Linked DNA regions of Homo sapiens: regions 1, 2, 4 and 5 are each linked to region 3. Evidence: chromatin contacts called from ENCODE Hi-C or POLR2A ChIA-PET data. All regions are on one chromosome and are shown on one strand. Each heading gives the region's core, a stretch centred on a gene start or an enhancer-like site at or near the end of the contact. The rest is flanking DNA. Distances are from core to core; before and after follow the strand shown.

What was found. A loop is a pair of places that touch in the nucleus more often than their neighbours do. ChIA-PET counts read pairs that join two places held with the same protein, here RNA polymerase II (POLR2A). Pooled maps may share reads with other maps.
Region 1: a map of CD8-positive, alpha-beta T cell shows a loop between it and region 3 (6-fold over the local background). The contact joins the enhancer-like site here to the promoter of ATXN10 in region 3. A Hi-C loop is called at or near these places in 2 of 168 maps with a recorded cell type or tissue (CD8-positive, alpha-beta T cell and naive thymus-derived CD4-positive, alpha-beta T cell), 2 of 37 single-sample maps with no recorded cell type and 11 of 50 pooled maps. POLR2A ChIA-PET finds 5 or more read pairs at or near these places in 4 of 52 experiments (CD4-positive, alpha-beta T cell, PC-9, SK-N-SH and 1 more).
Region 2: a pooled map shows a loop between it and region 3 (5-fold over the local background). The contact joins the promoter of KIAA0930 here to the promoter of ATXN10 in region 3. A Hi-C loop is called at or near these places in 4 of 37 single-sample maps with no recorded cell type and 7 of 50 pooled maps. POLR2A ChIA-PET finds 5 or more read pairs at or near these places in 3 of 52 experiments (A673, Caco-2 and activated CD4-positive, alpha-beta T cell).
Region 4: a loop to region 3 is called in a map of sigmoid colon, with 3 times the contacts of the local background. The contact joins the enhancer-like site here to the promoter of ATXN10 in region 3. A Hi-C loop is called at or near these places in 1 of 168 maps with a recorded cell type or tissue (sigmoid colon) and 10 of 50 pooled maps.
Region 5: a pooled map shows a loop between it and region 3 (4-fold over the local background). The contact joins the promoter of LINC02939 here to the promoter of ATXN10 in region 3. A Hi-C loop is called at or near these places in 1 of 37 single-sample maps with no recorded cell type and 3 of 50 pooled maps. POLR2A ChIA-PET finds 5 or more read pairs at or near these places in 1 of 52 experiments (CD4-positive, alpha-beta T cell).

What each region holds. Positions count from the first base shown.
Region 1 is chr22:46,039,507-46,042,206 of GRCh38, reverse strand. LINC00899 (long intergenic non-protein coding RNA 899) reads left to right here. Exons shown (of 4, transcript NR_027036.1): 4 at 1,155-2,300. It overlaps LOC124905136 (a long non-coding RNA gene), which reads right to left. Exons shown (of 2, transcript XR_007068137.1): 2 at 1,770-2,700. Among named protein-coding and RNA genes, the nearest start is that of LINC00899, 4.0 kb to the left of the region's middle. Within about 2 kb of position 1,351, at least 6 of the 41 ENCODE cell types and tissues checked have a DNase peak (open chromatin) inside an H3K27ac peak, as active enhancers do.
Region 2 is chr22:45,239,644-45,242,343 of GRCh38, reverse strand. It overlaps KIAA0930, which reads left to right and starts at 1,450. Exons shown (of 10, transcript NM_001009880.2): 1 at 1,450-1,704. The coding sequence starts at 1,641. RefSeq lists silencers at 1,127-1,326, 1,357-1,416, 1,577-1,636, 1,787-1,876.
Region 3 is chr22:45,670,492-45,673,217 of GRCh38, reverse strand. ATXN10 (ataxin 10) reads right to left here and starts at 1,384. Exons shown (of 12, transcript NM_013236.4): 1 at 1,039-1,384. The coding sequence starts at 1,154. RefSeq lists silencers at 752-1,081, 1,412-1,461, 1,522-1,711.
Region 4 is chr22:46,107,986-46,110,685 of GRCh38, reverse strand. LOC124905135 (collagen alpha-1(III) chain-like) reads right to left here. Exons shown (of 2, transcript XM_047441696.1): 2 at 1-2,700. MIRLET7BHG (MIRLET7B host gene) reads right to left here. Exons shown (of 5, transcript NR_110479.1): 4 at 1,333-1,419; 5 at 1-922. Among named protein-coding and RNA genes, the nearest start is that of MIRLET7A3, 3.4 kb to the left of the region's middle. Within about 2 kb of position 1,370, at least 17 of the 41 ENCODE cell types and tissues checked have a DNase peak (open chromatin) inside an H3K27ac peak, as active enhancers do; they include sigmoid colon, where a contact is called at or near this core.
Region 5 is chr22:46,069,650-46,072,352 of GRCh38, reverse strand. LINC02939 (long intergenic non-protein coding RNA 2939) reads left to right here and starts at 1,332. Exons shown (of 2, transcript NR_148973.1): 1 at 1,332-1,714. All of the region lies in intron 1 of LOC124905135 (collagen alpha-1(III) chain-like), which reads right to left. RefSeq lists silencers at 11-90, 261-350, 431-640, 771-850, 911-1,690 and an enhancer at 1-417.

The sequences.
Region 1 (2,700 bases), core at 102-2,601, 370 kb before region 3:
TTATATTTCTTTTACTAAATTCTGTTTACAGAAATAATTCCAGATTCTATGTAAGATACAAATATTTTAACTGAAGATCATTGTATTTAGGGAAAATGTTCACCTTTAAGAGACAGGGGCTGGGCGTTGTGGCTCACGCCTGTAATCCCAGCACTTTGGGAGGCCGAGGCTGGTGGATCGCACGAGCCCAGGAATTCCAGACCAGCCTGGGCAACACGGCGAAACCCTGTCTATGCAAAATATACAAAAATTAGCCAAGCATGGGGGTGTGCACCTGTAACTCCCAGCTACTCCAGAGGCTGAGGTGGGAAGACTGCTCAAGCCCGGGAGGTCAAAGCTGCAGTGAGAGACCTTGTCTTAAATACAAACAGGCAGGAAGTCGTTATAAGCATAATACAATCCTGGATGTTGGAATCATCCCTGTCCAGCCTTGGCTCTGCCACGTGGGTGCTGAATGCTGCCTCAGGGACCCTGGTGCCCAGCTCCCACCTGCAGGGTGTTCTGAGGAGCCAGCACGCTGGGAGGGCCTAGCAGGAGATGTGGCATGAACCAGGTATTCGATAAATAAAAAGTGCCTTTGATTGTCACGTTTATCATTTGACATGTAGGCACAGGTGCAGTTTGATTATTTTTAATGTAAGTCTATTTTATCTCTTCCCGTTATAAAAGCAATACACACTGTGATAGACGGTTTGGAGAATTCAGGAAAGAAAAAGAAAAAGAAAAAAAATTCCTCCTAGGCCCTCTGCTCCAGAGCCTCCAGCCGTCACATGACAGTGTATTTCTTTACAATTACAGAAATAGATACGTGACTGTTACATTTTGAAACTTTTTCTTTTACCTTGACTTATTTTTAAATAGAAACACTAGTGAGGCCCCACAGAACTGAGCAGAACTAATGGCCCCCCATGTGGTGGAATAGTTCTGAGCTGGCCCCACTTTGGATGCAGCCTTCCCCGGCAAGTCTAAACCCAGTCTCTGTGGCTGCCTGTTCACAGGGACCGTGGACTGTGATGTTTACAGTACGAAAGCACTGGGAGAGAACGCTACATCACAAAGTGTCCTTAACCTGCTGCCGCCTCAGCTTTCCCATTTGTGACTTGGTTAAAAAAAATTTTTTTGACAGTTTTAAGCTCTTATTTTAATTTCCACAGGCTGTTGTAGAATCTGCTCAGCCAGGGAGGGGAAAGGAGTCGGCAATCAGGTCTCCTCCTGGGCACCTTTGTGAGGCCAGCTGGCGAGAGTGGGGGGTGACACTGAGGTCCCAGCAGCTCCAAATGCAGGCAGAGCCCTGTCCTCAGAGAAGGTCACAGCCTAGCCAAGCCCAGCCAGGTGGATGGGCCCACGGAACGCACAGGAACCTGGAACGGAGGTTGAAAGCAGGAAGCACAGTCTGTGACTCCCCAGCCCACTCTGCATTCGACCACTTGGGGCCCAGAAGCTTCAGGAAAGGTGCACAAGGTCACTGGGTCCCAGTACTCCCAACAGGAAGGTCTGGTCCAGGGACAGGGCTCTTCCCGACTCCCCTTAGCCACACGCACCAGAAGTTCTGCAGTGCCCAGTGGGCATAGCAGTCCCCAAGAATGACCCAGCACTGAAGCTGAGCCAAAGAACTTGGGGAGCGAGCCACACCCCCTCACTCCCTCTTCGCCTGCTCCAGACTTGCCAGGCGGTTGCTTTTCGTGGGAACCGGGATGTCCTCACCACCCTGTCCAGGGCCCAGCCCCATGTCCCTGGCCTGCTACAGCTGGAAAAAAAAAAGAGAGATGTTTGTTTTTATTTGTTTATAAAAAGAAAAGTGTTATATATATAACATATTATACCTCATGAATACATACAATTATTTGTCAATTAACAATAAAGAAAAATACAGCAAGCAAAAAAGACTCTCTTCCACAAAAATAGTGTTCATTACAGAAAAGTACAAAAAAAAAAAAAAAAAACTAAGAGGATATTTAGAATTAAGAAAAAACTAAGAGGGTATTTAGAATTAAAAAATAAAAAGAAAACAATTACCCATGAGGTAATTACTGAATGCATTTGGTTGAAAGTCCTTCTGCTATATTTTCCAAACTGTATGTGTATATATGTGCGCATGCATATATGTGTTTGTGTGTGTGTACACATATCTATATGAATGGACCATATCGTAAGTTATAAATGCATACATATATTCATGTATATATAATCATTAGATCATACTATAGGTTATTTTACAGTCTTTTTGTTGAATACGTTGTGAGCATTTTATGTCATTATTTTCTACAAGATTTGAAAAATAAAGTATAAATACCAGTTAATTTTTGAAATCAACCTTATTAAGGAATAAGTTCCATGCAGCAAAATCCCTTTCACCTCTACTGTTCGATGAGTTTTGACAATGTATGCAACCGTGACATGTATCACCACGATCAAGAAAGAAAACATCACCACAAAATGTTCCCTAGAGCCCCTTGCAGGCAGTCTCTGACTTCCTGGCAGCCAGCAATCTGAATCCAACCACCGTAGATCAGTTTCAATTTATTAAAAAAAAATTTTAACTCATGGAGTATGAACTCTTGCTCGGGATCCTGCTATCTATGTTGTTGAGTTTATCAATAGCCCATTCCTTTTTACTGCTACGTGATATTTTATCATATGCCTATTGACATTTGTTTACCCACTCACATACTGATGGACAATTGAATTGTTTGTGTTGTC
Region 2 (2,700 bases), core at 201-2,700, 430 kb after region 3:
CTGTCTCCCAGCTTGGAGTGCAGTGGCGGGATCTCGGCTCACTGCAGCCTCCGCCTCCCAGGTTCAAGCAATTCTCCTGCCTCAGCCTCCAGAGTAGCTGGGATTACAAATGTGTGCTACCATGCCCGGCTAATTTTTGTATTTTTAGTAGAGATGGGGTTTCACCATTTTAGCCAGGCTGTTCTGGAACTCCTAACCTCAGGCAATCCACCTACCTCGGCCTCCCAAAGTGTTGGGATTACAGGCATGAGCCACTGTGCCCAGCCTGCAGCCCATATCTATTTATTGGGCATCTAATGTGTGCCAGGCAATGTTCTGGGTACTGAGACAACAGCTGTGTAGTAGACAGGCCCCTCCCTCGGTAGAGAAGAGAACAAGTGAACCCATAGGTATCCAATGTGTCGGGAGGAGGTAAGTGTCACCCTGTGAAGGAGAAACAGACTAAGGGAAGAGAGAGGGAGGGAAGGCGGTCAGGGGAGTTTCTTTGAGGATGTGACACTCGGGACACAAAGGAAGCAAGTTACACAGGAATGGGGAGAAGAGGACTCCAGACAGGGGAAAGGGGGACCTTGATGGGTCTGGGGTCCACACACAGGCTGTGAATGCAGGGAGTGATGTAGATTTAGCTTTGGAGAGACCTGGAAATCAATGCTGGTCTCTCCATCTCCCCCTGTTCTTGGAAATGGACCACCAGGCGTGAGGTTTGGGGAGGCCACTGGCTGCTTCTCCGGTGTCTTCCTGTATCAGCCACAACTAGCACACGGAGGGATGCTGGCCAGACCTGGCTTCATCAGGATGACACGCCCAGCTAACCTCATACCTCCCCCTTCATCAACACTCCCCCATGTTGGGGAGGCAAGGCAGGGAAAGGTCCCCCATGGTGCAGCTGAGGAAATGGAGGCGCAACACTCTGCACTGTGCCAGGTGCAGAGGAGGGGGGCCGGAAGGGCTTTGCCACGGTGTCCCCCAGGAGACCACCTTCTGGGAGCAGGTGACCTCTTGAGGGGTTCTGCGGAGGAAGTTCCCAGAAGTCAGCCGAGGGGACTTGGTGGAGGTGGCAACGCACAGGGCGGGTGACAAAGTACACATCCCGTGGGGTAGCAGCGGGGGAGGGGAGAGGTGCCCTGAAGGGGCGGCGGGAGGGGCTCAGAGGCGTGATCCCGTTGGTGGGGCGTTTAGGACCTTGGGTGGAGGCGGGACCCCGCGAGCGGTTTGAGGGAGGCTGTCCTGGGCATCCGAAGATTGGCGGAGACTGGCCGTTTGGAAGTGGGCGGGGCAAGGGAGGTCAGGGGGCGGGGCCAGGGAGCCGGGGTGGGTCCGGGCCGTTCAGAGGCGGGGCGGGAGGGGACAGGGGCGGGGCCGGGGCGGGGAAGGGGCGGGGCCGGACCGGGGCCGGGCCGGGCCGGGGCGGGGCGAGCGGAGCCGGGGGCGCGCGGGCGGCGGCGGCGCGGAGGTGCGCTCGCCGGTGCTGTGTTTGGCGGGTGGTGGCGGCGGCGGCGGCGACGGCGACGCGCACAGAGGCGGACTGTGGCTTCCTTGGTGCTCGCGGCGGGCTGCGGGCCGGGCCGCCCGCCCTCCCCGCCGCCGCCGCCCCCGAGCCTGCGGGCGGCGCCGAGGCCGAGGAGCGCTCGCTGCAGCACATGCTGCGTGCCATAGCGGAGGAGCGCGGCCGTCTTAGCCTGCGCCGCGAGGTCTGCGGCCTCGGTGAGTGGGACCCGGGGGCGAGGCCGGGCCGGGAGAGGTGAGCGTCTCCGGGGCCGCCTCTGCGCGTCCGTGTTTCTGTGCGCCCCGCGCATCTCTGTCTCTGCGCGGGTGTCGTGGTCTCTGGGTCTGCCTGGGTACCCTGTCTTCCTCCATGGCCCCCCCCCCACCGTCCCTGCATCTGGGTCTGTCTCTGCTTTCCGTCCGACGAGCGCCCCGCACCCCTGTGCCCGGGTCTCATTCGGCGTCTCCCCCTGTCAGTCCGTCCGGGTGTCTGTCTCATCTTCCTCCTTCTTCTTCGTGTCTCTGCGGGTCTTCTTCCTTCTCCAGGAAGCCCGCCCCGGGCCCTCAGCACCGCGGTAGGGAGTGTGGGCGTGGGATCTGGGTACACCCTTAGCCCAGCGCGGCAGGGTCGGGCCCTCGTTGGGCTCTGGGTGGACCTCGCTGCGAGCGTGCCCTGGCCACTGTCTCCTGCTACCCGAAGCCTTTGTCTTTCCGCACCCACCGGCCCCTCTCATCCCTTAGCTGTATCCAGGGACCTGTTGGGCAATGGCCCCCCGAACCCGCCCGCTTGGCTGAGGGGCAGGGCCTGCTGCCTCTCGGTGTGATTCTGGGCTTTAAGTCATGGATCTGCTGGGGGGCGTGGGATGGGGGTGCCTCGTATTGTTTGGAAGGGCCTGGGACTGCAGGTGTGGGTGGGGTCTCCCAGCCAGTGAGGTAATCCATTACTGATGGATCATGCCCAGACTGAAGCCCAGGAGAAGCCCCCTCTTTTGTCGTCTCAGGTTCGTCATTTTCTCCATGGAAAAGACCCCTCCCTCCTCCGTGCAGGGAATGACTTCATACCACATTGTCAGCCACCCCCCACCCCACCCCCAGGCTAGGCTGGGGATTTCTGAGGGGGTGACAGCATTGCTGAGTACGGAATGTCAGCCTTCCAGATTCACCCCTTCATTCACCGTTGGGGAAACTGAGTCCCAGAGAACAAGTGCATCCCCC
Region 3 (2,726 bases), core at 135-2,634:
TTCCTACCCCATCACCTAGCACAATAGCTGATACATGGGTAACTACCAATCAATGTGTTAAGTGATAATATCAGCTACATTTAGTGCTATGTACAGGTATGTCCTAAGGATTTAATATGCATTATATCTCATTTACTCCTTATGACACTATCACCAGGGAGGTACTGTTCAACTTTACTCCCATTAAATAGACAAGAAAACTGAGGCCCAGAGGACAGAACAAGATCAAACAAGCATTGACTGAGGGCTTCGCACATTTTATATTTTCACGTACTTTATTTCATTTATTCCTCTGTACAATCCAGCAACTAAGCTGTGTATTATAGTCCCATTTTTAGACAAGAATTCTAAGGCCTGGAGAAACTGCACAGTAACACGCAGCTTGCAAGGCCAGGAACCAAATCCACAACTGTCGACTCCTGGGCACCTTCTCTTTTTGCCTGGCTATCTTGCCCCTCAGTGGCATCAGGACTGGACTGGTCTCTCCAGGCCCGTGCTCTTCCACACTGCACAGAGCGCTGCCCCCAGGGCAGATGGTGCAGCCTGGGCTCTAACGCCGAGGAGAAAGGAGTGCCAGTCCCACTCCATGCCTAGAGACTGCCATCCCCGCAACTGCCCAATTCCCGCGTCCGTAACACGGGTCTCTCCCGCTAAAACACACGCTTTATGACTCTGGGGGCCGCGTGGGTCTTGCAGCCAGGGCCTGGCGCAGCCCTCGCACATGACAGGGGAGGCCTAACCGTGTGTTGGGTCAACATCACCGGCACGCCGCGGCAAGGGCTCCCGGGATCGCGGCTTCGCACCCGGACTGGCTGCGGTGGGGGAGCGGGGCGCCCGCCCCAGGCCCCGCGGGGACCCACGAGCACGAGGCGGTGCCTGGGAGTCGGGAGGCCTGGGTGGCGCTCAGGCAGCCCGCGCAGGCCTCGCCCTCCGCGTCTCCAGCGAGGCGGGGGCGGCGCCTGGGTCCAGGCCGGGGCCGCCGCGGGAGTCCCGGCCGCCCTCCCCTGCCCGGGGCAGCCCCCCGGCCGGACCCGTTACCGGTTCCGCTGCTCTTTGAAGAGCGCCGTGAGCGCGCGCAGGGCCTCCAGGTCTTGGATGGGCGCCGGCACCATGACGCCCGACAGCCTGGCAGGCGGCGGCCTGGGCGCCGCCATCTTGCCGCTCACAGCTGGGTCGAGCCTGACGAGGAGGAGGAAGGCGAGGAGGACGAAGGGGGAGGATGACGAGGAGGGAGGAGTAGGATGGCGAGGAGGAAGGGGGAGGCCTCGCCCTACACAGCCCTAACCGCCGCCGCCGCTGCAGCCCGCGCTGCCCTGAAGCTGCGCCGCCGCCGGAGAGCTCTAGGCTGAGCCCAGACTCGCCTCAGGCGGGAGGAGGAGACGGCGCCGCGGGGGAGGGGGCGCCGGCGGAAGTCCCGCCTGAGGGGAGGGGGCGCGGCGGAAGTTCTGGGTGAGAGCGGGGAGGGATGCTGGGGGTGATTGACTGGGAAGCGTCGCAGACGGGGCTCCTCCGAGGGGAGGGGACGCCGGGGGGAGGGGGACCTGTGTTGATGTGGCCGTAACAGGGTCTCGGTCTTGGGAGCGGGTATCGGGAACCAGAGGTTCACCCTGAGAAAGAGGGGCGCGTCCTATAGGAGGGTGCCCGCGGACAGAGGGGTCTCCCCCAGGGGAGGGGATCCGGGGGGTAAGGGGCCTGTGGAGGGTGGGGCCGTAACAAGGTCTCGGTCTTGGGAGCGGGTATCGGGGACAGAGGTTCACCTTGAGGAAGAGGGGCCCTCCTGTGGGAGGGGGCCCGCAGACAGAGTGGTCTCCCCCAGGGGAGGACATTCTGGGTGGAGGGGACCCTCTTGGGAGGAGACGCTGACTGAGGGTCTCGGGAACGAAGGGGGCCGGGCAGAGGCTCCCACTGCTAAGGCTGAAGACCTTGATCCCACTGCTCAAGTGGGTTGATCAGTGCCCCCGCCCGGGTCCACTGGAAGCTGGAGCGGTCTGTCACTAGCTTGCAAGTCTCAGGCCCTGAAAACGCACTTCCCAGTACTTACTGATCATTGCTGATCAATACCAGACCACTTACCAGGCACTTTGCCTCTAGTGAGTATACATTGCTCCAGCTCCTCAAAGCCTTAAAATACCGTTCGAAGTCAAGAAGCTAAGTTACACAGCAATAGGGTTAGAATTGTTTTTTTTCCTAAGGGAAATGAATATATTTCACAGGAATCAGACAAGGCTTCTCTAGCTGGTGTTGATAACTCACATATTTTCTTTCCACTGCCCTTTATTACAGTGTATATACTTTCAACAAAAATTGTTGCTAAGCCCTGCGCTAGGTGCTGGAGATGTAAAGATTAATAAAAGACAGTTCCAAACCTGAAGGAACCTCACAGACTATTGAGAAGGAGAGAAGCAAACATAACTGAGTATAGTTGTGAACTGCTATAACTGTACAAATTGCTGTGGGACCACTTAAAATATATAAATACATACCCTTTACATTCTGCTTGGAGGGTAGGAGTGTGCTTATAACATGGCGCTTTTAACATTCTTTGCTAAATAAAATGTAAAGATAACAATAAACACCACCAGAGTATGCAGAAAAAGTGAATCCTGGTGGGGCATGGTGGCTCATGCCTGTAATCCCAGCACTTTGGGTGGCCAAGGCAGGAGGATTACTTGAGCCCAGGAGGTCGAGGCTGCAGTGAGCTGTGATCACACCACTGCACTCCAGCC
Region 4 (2,700 bases), core at 121-2,620, 440 kb before region 3:
TTGGACCCTCCCAGCTGTGGTGAGTGGCCGGAGGGGGAAGATCAAGGCCATCCCAGCTCCTCTGAGCTGAGGCTGACTCAGGCTGTCGCACACCTCATGATCAGCTCCCAGTCAGGTGGTCCACCCTGAGTGTCCCTGCGTCTGCCCCCATCTGCACCCCCGGGAGGTGCCTTGGGGGAGGCTGTGGGGTGGGTTGCACCCTAAGCACGCACTCTGGGCTCCTGACTTAATCTCTGAGACCCCCACCCCCTCAGGCTGGACTGGCCACCTGGGCTGGCTGGGTCCCCTCACACCTACTGGGTTCTGACTCATGGTCCCAGCAGGCTAAAAAGGGGGTGGGGCAGGACAGCCCAGTGGGCGGAGCTGTGAGAATCCAGGCCGGCCTCTGGGCTATGCTCTGGGCAGGTCTCATGCCCTCGTGAGCCGTGGTCTCCCCACTGAGGCAAGGGGTCAGCTGCCAGGGCCCCCGTCATCAGCCATCGGAGCTGGAGTGCAGGTGGGGACCACCATACTGATTCCAATGGCCCCAGCCTGGCCCCCACAGGTCCCCCAGGCCAGGACTTCAGCCTCCTAGAGCCTACAGTGCTCACCATGGGGGGACCCAGCCCACAGGTCGGGCTCTATAACGTGTGGCAGAGACAGAATGGGAGACAGGCCCCTAGTCCACCCTGGTCGTCACCACAAGTGCCCTCCCCCTGGGCCCCCAGCCCCACCTGGGAGAAGCAGATGTGACTCAGTTTCCCTCATTCGGCCTTTCTCGTTCTGGGCTAGACTTACCCAGGTGGCATCTTGAGTCATCCTGGGCGATGGCAGGTGGCCTCGGGGCATGAGGGCTGCACTCCAGGATGCCCGGTGGCTAGGTGACAGGAGAGGCCAGCGCAGGAGCTTCTGTCCCCAGGGAGTGCTCGAGGCAGGCTGGGCCCTGCAGACAGGCGGTGCACACAACAGAGCCCAGGGCCAGAGAGTGAGTCTTCAGGGTGTGGAGGTGAGGCTGAGCCTCTTCCACTCAGACGCCCTGCAATGAACCACGGCTCCTTCAGGCCCTGTCCAGCCTGAGGGGTGCACCACCAGGGTCAAAGATCACCATGCCCCAAGTGCACAGTGGGCAGATGAGGTGGGCCAACGGGGGGAGCTTGCTGGAAGAGTGGCGGGAAGACAAGAAGAGACATGGCTTCAGGGGAGGCCACAGCCTGGGCGAAGGTTTGGCTGTGAGACCATCAAGTCCCCACCTAAGGACCTCTGTGCCTGAGGGTGGGGCCTGGAGAGGACCGGGAGTGGCCTGGCTCTGAGATAGCCCTCCCTCCCTATCAGACCTCCCACGGCTCCTCCTACCTCCAGAGCCAGGATGGCAGGAGGCCCAGCTCACTGTGAGGAAGGCCAGCCCCAGGCAGGGGCTCCAGGTCAGCGCCACTTCTTGACCTGTTGGGTTTTAAAAACAAAAGTGACAAGTGTCAGCTCTGGAAGAGACGTGGCCTTACCCAGCTCTGAACCCCTTTGTGACCTTGGGCCTTGCCCAGCCGTCCCGCACCAGAACCGACACTCCAGCCTGGCCCGTCTCTCGCCTAGTGGCTCACCCACCCCTGTAAGGGCCTGGATGGAATGTGGAATGGCCTCCGTGGCCAGCCCTGTGTTGGACAATGCCAGGTCAGAGGGGACCAAGACCCAAGCCTGTCCTTGAGTGGTCAGTGGTCATGTCCCCCTGCTGGGAAGCCTGTGCCCTGCCAGGCTGGTGCCTGGATGCTCTAGGGCCCAGAGGAGGGCAGCAGGATGCACAGGGGGGACAGCCTGGTGCTGCTTTCCCGGGTGCCTGGCCTGTCAGCAGGTGGCTGGACTATGGAGGGAGGGGTTAAGCCCCCATTGCACCGAGGAGGATGCTGAGGGTCCAGGGGGGCTGTGGCTTCCCCTGGGACCCAGGACGAGGAAGGCTTGGGGTTCTCCCACGAGCGGAAACCCCCGGGAGGGGCCCACAGCATCCAGTCTGGGGCTGCAGGGCTTCGGCAAGGTCTTGTCCAGTGAATGAAAACTTCACCTCACGCCAGCCCATTCTGGCAGGAGTGCCCTTGCAGGGTGCGCACGGGGTGCAAAGGCCAGGGAGGTGCATCCAGGCAGGAAGGGATGTGGGTCCCCGGGGCTGAGCCCAAGACGCTGGATGGGAGCAGACATACCGTGGTTCCCTGCAGCCCTGTACCGTGTGACCTCGAGCAAGAGCAGCCCTGCTGGGGACCGGGAGAGTCACCCACCAGGCTATTGAGGGGCCTGTGGGGACACTGGGTGGGGGGTGCCCTTCCCTCCTCCTCCCTGAGCACCAGCCCTGCCCACGCTCCCAGCCAGCTAGGCCGTCTACCACTGTTGACACCCTCTCTACTGTCTCTGCCCCTCCCCAGCATGCCCGCAGCCCGGGCTCCCCCTCCAGCCTCCCAGAGCAGCAAGTGTCCCGGGCAGGCCTCTGCTCCCAGCATTGCCCTGGCCTGTCCCTCTGCCAGGCACAACCACCCTGCTTTTTCCTGCTCCTTTCCCCTGAGGGCCCTGTGTTCCCTGGTGAGTCCCAGCTCTGCCCGCAAGGCTCTAGGACTCGCATCTGGACCACCCAGGCCTGCAGTGGTCAGGGAGCCTGAATGTGGCAGTGCCCGCTCCGGGGGACTCTGAGGAGGGTGTATGGACACATTTCCTGCACACCCAACCCTGCTGTGCTCCACAGGA
Region 5 (2,703 bases), core at 83-2,582, 400 kb before region 3:
CGTCTCTCCTTGCCTTCGGGCTCCGGCTTCCCTGCGCTTAGCGACCCGACTGCGCCACAGAGTGGCCCGCAGGACCCGGTCACGGCGTCCGCGCGCCGCAAGGGACCTTTGTCCCAGACGAAAACGAAAGCGCGCCGGCCCCGGGACGCCCACGCCCTGCCGCGGAGAGCCCGGCCGGCGCGCCCCGCGACTTTCTCCAAGTTCACGTGCATTCCGGGGCGGGCGTCGCGAGCCAGGACTTGCAGGGCCGGGCCGTCGGGCGGGCGGTGGGTTGCAGGCGGGCTTGGGGACAGCCCGGCGGGGCGGGCCGGGGCACAATGGGCGCCGCCGGACGGGCGGGCGCGGGGACAGCGTGGGCCCGGCCGCCGCGCGGCCGCTCGTCTGGCGCTGCCCGGGCGCCGAATGCGGCGGCGGCTTGGCACAGACGCGCCGCGCGCCCGGTGCATGCTAATGGCCGGCGGCCGCGCCATGAATTATTCAGCAGCGGCGCGGAGAGGGCGAGCGCGGCGCGGAGGGCGACCCGGGCCGCGCGTCCCCCGCCGCTGCGAAGCCGCTGCGGCGACTTCCCAAACTTTCCCGGGTCGGCACCGAGGATGCGGCCCCCGCGGCGCCGCCGTCCCCGCCCGAGCGCGCCGGCCGCGCTTCCCCCGTTGCCGCCTATTTTATGTCTTTTGTCTCGGAGTTGGCACCTGTCCCAGAGAGCGCGTTTCCCTGCCCACCCCTTCGCCGCCGGATCGGAGCGGGGGAGGGAGTACGGGGAACCCAGGGAGGAGGGGACGGGGAAAGCAAGGCGCCTGCGGGCCCCGCAGCCCGCGGAGACCGCCCGAGAGCGGCGGCGGTGCCCGCGCGCCCGGGCACCCCTGTTCTGCGGGGAGGTCGCGGATGCAACCGCGCCCGGAATACCAACGAGGCCCCCCGCGGCCCCCGCCGTGCCCGCTGCGGGTGAAGACCGGGCGCCGCCCCTCCTGGGTTCCCCCTTCCACCGCCCCCCACCCCGGGACGGCGCGCGCGGGCGGGGCGGGCGGTGCGAGCAGCGGATTCGCCGCCCGGGCCCCGCGCCTCGCCCCGCAGCCCCGCGTGCGCGTCCCCGCGGGCACGCCGCCCCGGGCGCTCCCCTCCAGCGCGCCCCCGCCCCGCGGCCCCTCCCGCCGCCCGCCCCGGGCAAGGGCACCGCGTCGCGGAGACCCAGCGGCCTTCCGTTTCGCGCCCCGGGGCCCGCGCGGCCGAGGCGGGCGGGCGGGCGCGAGCTCCCGGCCCGGCCCGCCCCCGCCGCCCTGGCACCGAGGCGGCTGCTGGGGCGCGCTCGGCGGCTGCGCTCCAAGGCGCCGGCTGCCATGATTGCGGGCAGCGGGACGCGCGCGCACGCTCGGGCCCGGCTCTGGGACCCCTGGCTGACCGACGGTCCCTGCAGTCCCCGCAACCTGGTGCCCGCAGCCCCGAGCGCGCCGCGGACAGCGGTCAGGCTCTCCAGGCTCGTCCCCGCGGGGAACAGTGTGCGCTGCGGAGCTCTCGACGCGGCCCCGGGACAGCGCTCGGGGCCGACGGTGGCAGCGGGCTTCCCCCAGGGCGGAGCGCGCGCACGGGCAACCCCGCGGCGGCTTCCAGGACACCGCCGGCCCCGCGGAGCAAGGGGTGCCCAGAGGGGTGGGAGTCCGGACTCGGCACACGGGAGCCGGCCGGCGGAGGCAGGGGTCAGCGCACAGTGCCGGGAGATGTAAGAGGGGCGCGCAAGGTGCCTGGAGGAGTTGGGTTGGGGGGTGGTTCACGGTGCCCGGGGAGGCGTGGGATGGGCAGGGGCGCGGTGCCTGGAGCCGCTGCCCAGCTCCGAGCGCGCTCTCTTCCTTCCCGGTGGCAACAACTTCCTGCTTCCCCGACTCAGGGCACAGGAGCTTCGGGGAGAAGTTCAAGGCCACAGCTTTGCTCTCTCGGAGCCCGATGGCGACACTGCTGGCCCCGGGCCACACGGTTCCCTCCCAGGCCCTCCCGGTGGTTGAGACCGGCCGGCCTCTAGGGTCCGGACACGGGTTAGAATGCCAAGGAGGCCGCGGCGTCTTTTCCCGCCCGCTCCACAGAGGCGCCTGAGTGGTTCCCAAACCGCAGAGGGGCCGGCCTGGGCCTCCGGCTCTCGGGGACGCACGCGGACACAGAGTCACTATTCGCAGACCCCGTCCCCCTGCCCGAGCATGCCCTGGCCCAGAGCCGCATGGAGCTGATGTCCCCAGACGCCTGCGACGGCCCTTTGGCGGCCAGGGCCCGAGAGAAACAAGGCCTCCCGGGTCCCAACCCAATGTCTGTCTGTGCCTGTCTCCCCCCAACCCCCCGCCGCCGGCCTTGGCATTCTAACCAGTGTCCCTTGACGTCACATCTCGCCATTTCTGCCAACCAATTGAAACTTGCCCGTTGTCATAAAAATATATATACTTTTTATGCCATTGGTAAATTCAAAAGTTCCTCGTGTGCCCTGCTTCCCAGGAAACTTCATTTCACATTGGATTAGACTGCCCAGGAGGGCAACGCTGGGCTGGGGCAGCCGGGCAACTCTGCCAGGGCCTCGCTGCCCACTGAGCTGCCTTCCACAGCTCGCTAGACCCCCATGATTGTGGCTGTGAATTGTGCCAGCCACCCTGATAAACACACCACTGCCTCCACCCCATGACACACGGAATTTGGGGGGAGGGAAGGAAGAACTCAGGGTATGTTAAG